2 separate regions of the Homo sapiens genome follow, and region 1 is linked to region 2. The links are chromatin loops, found by intact Hi-C in ENCODE. Cell type or tissue: heart left ventricle. All regions are shown on one strand.

Region 1 (5,000 bases), 68 kb after region 2:
TTGTCAAGTTCTGTAAAAATGCGCCGGAAAAGCACATCTCTTCTTAGCCTTTTTAATGCATTTATTTACAATAGATGCTTTCATTGTATGTAATTTTGCACCATCCTTTTCCATTGATTATATGCTAAACATCTCCCCATATTAGTCAACTTCCTTTGTAATTATTATGTTTAATGGCTGCCTAATAATCCAGTTAATGAATGGAACATAATTTGGTTAACTGTTCTCCTGGAGCTGAAGATTTTGATAACTTCCTTTTTTCTTTTTTGCTATGACACCTAAAGCCACAGTGCACATCTTTCTGCAGAAATCTTTGGGCATTGCTTTAGAGCACTTCTTGGGATGAGCTTCCTGCAAATGGAATTACTGAGTCAAACAGTACGAACCTTTTTGAGGCTCTTCACACATCTTAAACAAATTGCCTTGTAGAAAGATTTTGCCACTTCACAGTCCTGCCAGCTGTGCAAGAGAGGGCCCATGCCACCGGGGCTGAATGAGCTCTGTGAGCTCTTGCTTTGTAAAGTACTCATTCGATGGGCCAAAAGTGGTATCCCTGCATTCAAATTTACATTTATTTTATTATGAGTAAGTTCAACATTTTCAACTGAATTTGACTTTTGAACTTCATCTTTCATAAATGGGCTCTTACAGCCTTTTATCACCCCAATGTTTCATTATGAAAATTCTTACTGCCTCTGTGAATGTTTTATTTATGAGAATTTCCAACACACAGAAGCTTTACATTTCCTATAGTCAATTATATTTATATTTTCCAGCACAGTTCTCTGTATTGCTGTAAATGCTACAATGGCCTTCCTCGACCATAGTTTGGATAATGAATCATTTCCAGTTTTTTCTAGTTATTACTATGCTTTCTTTTTTTTTTTTTTTTTTTTGCATTTAAATCATCTGACATGGCCGGACATGGTGGCTCATGCCCATAATCCCAGCACTTTGGGAGGCTGAGGTAGGCGGATCACCTGAAGTCAGGAGTTCAAGACCAGCCGGGCCAACATGGCGAAACCCTGTCTCTACTAAAAATACAAAAAAATTAGCCGGGTATGGTGGCGGGTGCTTGTAATCCCAGCTACTTGGGAGGCTGAGGCAGGAGAACCACTTGAACCCAGGAGGCAGGGGTTACAGTGAGCCAAGATCATGCCATTGCACTCCAGCCTGGGCAACAAGAGTGAAGCTCTGTCTAAAAAAAAAAAAAAAAAAAAAATCACCTGACACTTACTGAAAAGATGACATCAATTAAAAAGTAAAGAAGACAAAAAAAAAATTGAAAAAAATTTAAATAAATCACAGGACATTGATGTTGGTGGTTGGTATAAAGAGAGATAAATAATTGCTTTTCGTTTCTGAAATAGATAAAATAATTTTCCAGCCTCACTAAGTGACAAATCACTTCATTCCCCCTGCCTGCCCCCATTCATTTGCAGTGCCTCTGCTCTCATAAGTCATAGAATTAGACATTCTAGGGATCTGCATCTGGGCTTTCTATTCTGTTTCATTGAGATGTCTTTCTTTCTGTTACAAAATAATGGTTATTTTGTTTTGTTTTATTCTGCAATGTCTGTTAGGGTTAGAACCCTTGAAATCTCTGTTTCATATCAGATCACTTCCCCAAGCATCTAACTCCCACACCCAATTTCCCTTTTGGTAATCTAACCTTGAATTTCCCATAGCATGACTTTTTTACACAATACATGTTTTTCTAGCTACCTCCTCTCCCTGGAGATCACATGGTATTGTTGTGCTCCATAGGGGCAGGCCAGTGGTGCACTCAATCCTGAAATCTTGGAGGCACGGTCAGGAGATATGGCTTTGAGCCACATCCCTGCCAGTCATGCACTGTGTTGGGCCCTCCCCACGCTACTTTGTCTTGGGACATCTCAGCTTCCTTTTCTGTGAAATGGGGTTGTCAAGACCACGTGAGATAGAGAATGTCAATACAGCCTTATTCTTCACTCAACAAATGTGTGCTAGGTGCCAGGGATAAAAGAGCAGCCAGGGTAGAAATTGTCTCTGAAGAAACAGCCTTCAAGGAGCTTACAGTCTATTAGGGGAGAGTCCTCTAAAACAGAGGAAAAGGCAGTTGCCAAAGAAGTGATTGCAAAGGCTGTGGAGGAAGCAAACAGAATGTGAGGGAGAGCATGGGGTAGGAGCCCCACTTTAGATGGGTGGTTGGGGAGGGTCTCTCTTGGGAAACATTTAAGCTGAGCCCAAAAGTCTGAGAAGAGGGTGGTGGGAAAGTGGTTTCCAGGTATGAGGAGCAATGGGAGCCAAAGCTCTAAGAGAGGAATGAGCTTGGTGCACTGGAGGACTAGAAGAATTTGCTTATGGGTCGGGTGCGGTGGCTCATGCCTGTAATCCCAGCACTTTGGGAGGCTGAGGCGGCCGGATCACCTGAGGTCAGGAGTTCGAGACCAGTCTGACCAACACGGTCAAACCCCATCTCTACTAAAAATACAAAAATTAGCTGGGTGTGGTGGCACACGCCCGTAATTCCAGCTACTCAGGAGGCTGAGGCAGGAGAATCGCTTGAACCTGGGAGGCAGAAGTTTCAGTGAGCCAAGATCGCAGTACTGCATGCCAGCCTGGGCGACAGAGCAAGACTCCGTCTCAAAAACAAAACAAAACAAAACAAAACAAAACAAAAAAAGGCTACTCTGGCTGCTCTGTGGGGGTTGGATTATTGGGAAGAAAGTTAGCAAGTACCTGCAGTGACCAAGCAAGAGATGACGGCTTGGACTGAGCCATTGGTCATGATGATGGAGTTGGTTAGGAGGTAAGATCAACTGACCTTTCCATGAGATGTTGCAAGAGAAGAAGGCAGAGATTCTAGGGGACCGCTAAGTGTCTCCCAAAATAGGAGACATCAGTCAAGAACAAATTTGCAGAAGAAAGATTAGGAATTTGAATTAAAGAGCATAATGAAGTGAAAAAATAACAAACCAAGAATTTCATTTGGGATATGTTGTTGATGTCTGAGATGGTTGGCCATCAGGTTCTGGAGCTCAGACGAGAGATCAGGGCTGGATCTGGAAGAAGATGTAGAGAGGAAGATGGGTGTGTTGGACTGGAGCTTAAAGGAGCCCAGTGTGGACTATCAGTTTTGGGAATCAGCCTCTAGGAGAGAGGCAAAGCTTCAAGGATGCATGAAGTTGAGGGAAAAGGTGCACAGTGAGAGGGAAGGCTGGAGTCTGAGCCCTGGGCAGCACCAGCATTGGACAGGGGGAGGGGAGCCTGAGAAAGAGGGGAAGACAGGGAAAGAGAGTCCCAGAAGCCCATGAAGGAACATTTCCAGAAAGAGAGTGGCCACTGGTGGGCCACATGCACAGAGGTCAGTGGAGGCTCAGGCATCTCCTAGACCTGGCCTTTGGGGACTTTTGTCACAGCAACTTTGGGGCAAGGGGCAGAAGCCCCTGTTGGTGTTGGGGGAATGAACTGGGTCTGGCTGAGAAAGGAGGGAGGAGGGTTGGAGCAGGCAGCAGGTCCAGGAAGGAGCTGATTCTTCCAGGAGACATGGGAGGGAGGAAGCAGTACAAGCCCAGTTGGAAGAGCAGGGCAGGGCAGTGAGAGGGGCCCTGGAGCTCTGGGATTAAGTGTAGAGGTGAAGGGATTAGCAGTGTTGGTGAAAAGGGACAAAAGTAAATTATGTACATTTTAGCAAGTAACCTGATCTCCATGTTCTTTGGGAGGCCTTTTCTCTGCCCTCTGGGTACTGACTCCAGCTCTAGTTACCACTGGTTTCATCTGCCTCATGGCTGGGGCAATGTCTTTCTCATTTTCTTGTACCTTTCAGCACCTAGCGACAGGCAGCCAGCTAGGTAGGAGCAGAATAATTATTTTCTGCTTGAAACCCAGTGTCTGAAATGGAGATTCAGAAGTTTTTCTTTGTACCAAAAATACTTTGTGACAACCCTGAGGAAGTGAGATGACAGGGAAGGAGGTGTTGGGGTACATGGGGATGGAAGGGCTGGAGGGCTGGAAATGTCACCAGGTTAATTTCATGGCTGGGCACCGGGAGATGTGATTGGCAGGGGAGGAAGGGCTAGGACTACTCACCCCACACAGGCCTATCTCTTCACAGCCGATGTGACGCTGCCCAGTGGCCTGGCCTCCCTCAACCTGTTCACTGCTGCTATTCTTTCCAATAAACTCCATTGCCCAATCCAACAGACTTTTCCGTCTTTAACTCACTTGGCCTGGCGGGAGCATCTGACATAGCCAACCACTCCCTCATAAGAGTGGCTCTCCTTGGCTTCCATGACACCAACATCTCCCAGTTAACCTCCTGCCCCAGTGGCTGCTGCTCCTGCCTCTCCACCACTTGCTGCCCACTATGTAAATGTTGAATTCCCTCGGGGCTTGTGTCTGGGCTCTTTGTATCCCTCCCTCCCTTCCTTCCTTCCTTCCTCCTTCCCTCCCTCCCTCTCTTTCTCTCTTTCAACAGAGTCTCGCTCTGTGGCCCAGGCTGGAGTGCAGTGGCACAATCTCAGCTCACTGCAACCTCTGTCTCCCAGGTTCAAGTGATTCTCCTGCCTCAGCCTCCCGAGTAGCTGGGATTACAGGCACGTGCCACCATGCCCATCTATTTTTTGTATTTTTAGTGGAGACAAGGTTTCACCATGTTGGCCAGGCTGGTCTCCAACTCCTGACCTCAAGTGATCCACCTGCCTAGGCCTTCTACAGTGCTGGGATTACAGGTGTGAGCCACCACACCCAGCCTCTTTGCATCTTTGTCTGTATTCTCATCCTGAGTGATTACTAATGACTCTAATTTCATGCCCTCAGCTCTGCCCTCTCAAGGGCATACCACATACCCAACTACCCCATGACAGCTCAATCCGAATGTGAACTGCTCCCCAAAACTACACCCTCCACCTCCCACCCTCACTTGTCTTCCCCTTCTCTGCAAACGGCCCAACCTTCAACCCAGTTTCCCAAACCAGGTTCTTCAGCATCACCTTGGCTCTTCCATCGTCCTCTCCCCT
Region 2 (5,000 bases):
AGCTGCCAACATCGGGGTCTCTAGCCAGGATCTCCGAGCCGAGCCCAGACCTGTCCACTCATCACGGTCCATCTCTTCCGCTGCAGAGCAACCCCCAGCCCCCTTCAAGCCCCTACCCCATCCCTCCCCTCCACATCCTGAGCTGTCTTGCTGTCCGTACCTCCTTCTCACTCACTCCAGCTGCGATTTGTGCCTGACCTCCCGCATGGCTCTCACCAGCACCTCGCCTACCTCCCTGCAGACATGACCTTGTCCTCATCTTCCTCAACTTCTCTGGCATCTGACTGTAGACACATTGGTCCCCTAAGCCTGCCCTGCTTCCAGAGGACTCCTTCTCCGAGCCTTGGCCTTCTAACATACTGTTGTTCCTTGTCCTCTTCTCCCTTCCCACCACGCCTGGTGACTGTCCCCACTCTGGGGCTCAGCTCCCCCTTTGTAGGGACCACCCCACCTCCATCCCCTGAGTTCCAGCCCTCCCTGCATACAACCTTCCGGACATTCCATGGGCACCTCACGATGGACTCACACACCCCTCTTTGCCAAAGCCTGGGGTGTCCCGCCTCATATGCCCACTACCTGGCAGCACCCAGCTCAGACCCTGGGCTGGTCCGCTTCCCCTCCCCGCCCACGTCCGGTCCATGTGGTCCCCCAATGGGTCTCGCCCCGTCCCTTCCCCAGCACCTTGCCTTGGGATTCATGTCCCCTCCTGGGCTGTGCTCTAGTCCCCTCCTTGGAGTCTCTGTCACCTGTCACCTCCTGCAGTGCAGCAGCCCGTGCAGTGCTCTGGCCTGCACTTGGCTCACAGCAGGCAAATTTGGTCGTGCCTTTGGTAGATGCTCCCTGACCCAGCACCCACAGGGGGCGGACTTAGGGATACGGAGGCAGATCCGCGGCCCTGGTCCCTGGTCTGGTGGGGAGACTCCAGTGGAGTGTGCTGGGCCGCGGGCCGTAGGCTCATACGCTCCTCCTCAGCTGTGACTTCTCTCTTCTAGTGAACCCCTCTCTTTCCTCCTGCCTCCTGTTGTCCCACCCAACTCTTTCCACTGCAGTGGGGTGTTTCGGCCTGTCTGAGGGAGGGTCTGCGGGCCTGTCCCCGTCTGTCTGTCTGTCTCTGTCTGTCAGCGCTGCGTATCTGGTCTGCCTGTCCCTCTGTCTTCGTGTCTGTGAGAGATGTGTGTGTGTGTGCATTCTGCTGTTGGGCAGTCCTGGCGTCTGATTTGTGCGTGTGTGTGTTTCTTGTGTTGGGGTGTGTGTGTGGTGGTCTGTGTGTCCTGGAGTGGGTTTCTGGCTGGCCGGTTTTGCCGGTGTGGAGGGAGGCCTGCAGCATGGCAGCTGTCTGTAGGGGGCTGTCTGTGTGTCTGTCTCGGTGTATGGGGCTGCTGGCCAGTCCTGCCTGGGTGCAGAGATGAGTTGGGGGAACTCCCTGAGTGCAGGGGTCTGTCTGGGTGATACCATCCATGTGTCCTTCCTTCCCTCTCTGGGGGCTCTGGAGGCATCACGACTCCCCTCTCTCTGTCCGTCTCCCCCTCGTCTTCCCTGAGTCCCCTCCTGGAGGCTTTGTCAGGATCTGCTTGTCACTGCCTTGCCTGGCACGAGGCCTGCGTCACAGAGCGCAGCTGAGACCCTCTCCCTGCGTGGGCCTGGTGTGTGCATCATCTGGGAGCCCCTGGCGGTGTAGGGAGCCTTGCCTCGCCGCTCCGAGCTCTCCAGCCCCTCTCTCTCTCCCTCTGAGCCTTTCTGGAGCTTTCTTCCCCTTCCCGCGTGCGTCAGGCCTCTGTCTGTGCCGTGGAGCTCCCACCCTCGCCCCTCTGGTGGCCTTCCTGCTGCTGAGTGAGTTTGTCTGGAACTTTCAAGGTGTACCTGAGCCCTGCACCCACAAACTCCTACGGGGCAGGGCTGGGCAGAGCCAGGCAGGGCCCTGACATGTTCCTCAGTCCTCACCAGAGCCCCGATTCCCTCCAGGAGCCTTACCTTTTGGAAGCGGATCCAAGGCCCTCACCCGACCTTCAGGGAAGGCCCTTTGGCTCTAGCCTGCGCCCTCCTCGGCCGCCCACAGACCCCGCCACTTTTTGTGCTGCAGTTGCCCTGCCGTTTCTGTGCCTTCGATACACAGGCTGTTCCCGCTGCCTGGACTGCCCATCCCCAGAGAGGCCCTTCCTGGCCACACCATCTGAATGCGTCTCTGTCACTCTATTTCCCCTTACGCTGCTGTTTGTCTTTATAACACTGATCACTCCCTGCCATCTTCTTACACGTTGATTTCTGGCTTAGTTTCAGTCTCTCACGCTATCATCTCTGCCACTATGCTGTAAGCCCCATGAGGGCAGGCCCATGTCTGTGTCGTCCAGTGTTGCGTCTCCAGCTCCTAGAACAGCGCCTGGCATGTAGAAGGGGCTTGATTGAATGAACAATCTCATTTCTGAGCTCTGTCTGGCCAGGATGCAGTGGAAATCCCTCCCCGCATTCACCCAGTCCCCAGGGAGGCCACACCCAGCTCCGTCCTCCCCTTCCCAGTGTGCACATGGAGCCCGTGGCTGCCTCTCAAGCACTTCTGGCCATGTGTCCCTGGCTGCTTCAACCCTTCCTGGGCTCCCTCCATCCCGCGGGCGCCGTCCAGGCGTTAGCCTGGGCGTCAAACCCTTGCATGCTTCAACCCCCATTGCCTCTCAAGCCTCACCCCTTCTCTGTCACCCCCACACCAGCCACCGGCCACCCAGATGGCCTGTCATCTCAGACACCACCCCGCCCTCACACACATTCTCACCCCTCCTGGCCCTTGCAAACTCTCTGTGTGAGGTGTCCCTTCCCAACCTGCCCCGGTGATCGGGCATCTGGCTCCAAGTCACCTCCCCCTGCAGACTGGGGGACTGTCCCCGCCTTCCCCTCCCCGTGCCTCCCACCCCTAAGCAGAGTCCGTGTCTCCCCTGCCACCGTGGCTTCCTGAGGGAAGGGGCTTCCAGGAGCACTCCTGCCGCACCGTGTGCTGATGGTGTCCCATCTGTCCGTCAGGCCAGGCCGTGAGCCACTCGGCTCTGAGTCCCCTGGGCCCAGGAGCGGCTTCCCCCCAGGCGGCTATAGAGAGGGACTCTGGAGGATGAGAGGAGGGGTCCTGTGTCCTGGCCCCTCGGCCCCTCCTCCTCTCCCTCTCTGTCTTCCTGCTCCTCTTCTGAGTGTCCCACGCCCAGTTTCCTCCCTACTGTGTGTGTCTGACTGTCTTTCTGCAACGCCTTCCCCCACTGGAGCATTAGTGCTTCATTGCTCCTTTTGGGCATCAAATACTTTGCCCTGTGTGTGTGTCACAGTGCCCCCCAGTGCCCTCTCTCAGTCAGTCTGTCTGTCTGTCCATCCGTCTATCTCATCACACTGTACTCTTTGCTTTCTCTCTGCCCTAGCCCTGGAGGTCATTGTCATTCTTTGAGCATGTGAGACACACACACACACACACACACACACACAAAACACCAAACCCCCGCCTGGCCCCCTCTCTGTGGGGTCTGGCTTTTGTGCTCATTCTGTGAGTCACCGCATCCACTCCCTCCTTCAGGCAGCACCCCTCGAGTCGCTCCCGTGTGCTGGCCGGGCACGTGTGTGTGTGTGCATGTGTGAGTGTGTGCATGTGTGTGTGTGTGCGTGTCTGTGTTTCTCTGGCTCTTCCCCTGCCTCCAGCCTGTTCTCTGTCTCTAAGGCGTTACTGAAATCTGCCCTGGCTGTCAGAGAGACAGAGGTTGGGAGGGAAGGAAGGGAGGTGGTGGGCAGCTTCCCAGTGCCTGCTACTCACTGCCCGCTCCCGTTCTTCTCTGGCTGTCTCTCTCTCTGTCTCTCAGCCTCTCTGTCTGTCTCTCTCCATCTCTCAGCCTCTCTCTGTCTCTCTCCATTTCTCAGCATCTCTCTGTCTCTCTCCATCTCTCAGTCTCTGTCTCTCTCCATCTCTCAGCCTCTCTTTTTCTCTCTCCATCTCTCAGTCTCTTTCTGTCTCTCTCCATCTCTCAGTCTCTCTCTGTCTCTCTCCATCTCTCAGCATCTCTCTGTCTCTCTCCATCTCTCAGTCTCTCTCTGTCTCTCTCCATCTCTCAGACTCTCTCTGTCTCTCTCTTTGTCTCTCAGCCTCTCTCTCTGTCTCTCTCTGCTCCTGTTCTTCTCTCCCTCTCTCTCCATCTCTTGGCCTCTCTCCTCCCTTCTCAATTTTTCCAGATGTGCCATGTCTGACTCTGCTCATGCCACGTATTTCCCTTCCTCCTCCTCTCTTAGGCTCCGTCTTCTCCCACTTCTTCTGGACTCCTGTGCATCTGTGTGTGTCTGTGTGTGTGTCTCTGAGTGTGTATCTGTGTGTGTGTCTGTGAGCATGTGTGTTTGTGTGTCTGTGTGTATCTCTGTGTCTGTGTGTCTGTGTATTTCTGTGTATGTGTCTCTGTGTGTGTCTCTGAGTGTGTATCTTTGTGTGTCTGTGTGTGTCTGTGTGTGTCTGAGTGTGTGTGTCTCTGAGTGTGTATCTCTGTGTGTCCGTGAGTGTGTATTTCCGTGTGTCTCTGTGTATCTCTGTGTGTGTCTGTGTGTGTGTATTTCTGTGTGTCTCTGTGTATCTGTGTGTCTGTATGTGCGTCTGCGTGTGTATCCTGTGTGTGTGTCTCTATGTATGTCTCTGAGTATCTCTGTGTGTCTGTGAGTGTGTGTGTGTCTCTGAGTGTGTATCTCTGTGTCGGAGTGTGTGTCTGTGTGTGTTCTGGAGTATGTGTCTCTGTGGTCTGTGTCTCTGAGTGTGTGTCTGTTTCTGTGTGTGTCTGTGTGTCTGTGAGTGTGTCTCTATGTGTCCGTGTGTGTGTGTCTGTGACTGTGTGTATGTCTGTGTGTGTCTCTGAGTGTGTGTCTGTGTGTGTCTATGTGTGTCTGTGTGTGTGTATCTGTGTGTGTCTATGTGTCTGTGAATGTGTCTATGTGTGTCTGTGTGTGTCTCTGAGTGTGTCTGTGTGTATGTGTGTGTGTCTGTGTGTCTCTGAGTGTTT

What was found. A loop is a pair of places that touch in the nucleus more often than their neighbours do. Peaks named below come from ENCODE experiments on the same cell type or tissue, not always from the same donor. Only the 100,000 strongest peaks of a DNase experiment are listed, where the experiment ranks them.
Region 1: it touches region 2 in a loop (2.4-fold over the local background); 2 of 110 quality-filtered maps call a loop at or near these places.

The regions. Positions count from the first base shown.
Region 1 is chr20:37,482,789-37,487,788 of GRCh38, forward strand. No RefSeq gene overlaps it. Among named protein-coding and RNA genes, the nearest start is that of NNAT, 36 kb to the right of the region's middle. RefSeq lists enhancers at 3,681-4,326, 4,327-4,971. In heart left ventricle, no CTCF peak of the experiment used is centred here; no DNase peak of the experiment used is centred here.
Region 2 is chr20:37,414,704-37,419,703 of GRCh38, forward strand. No RefSeq gene overlaps it. Among named protein-coding and RNA genes, the nearest start is that of SRC, 71 kb to the left of the region's middle. In heart left ventricle, no CTCF peak of the experiment used is centred here; a DNase peak (open chromatin) is centred at 2,498; H3K27me3 peaks cover 4,445 bases.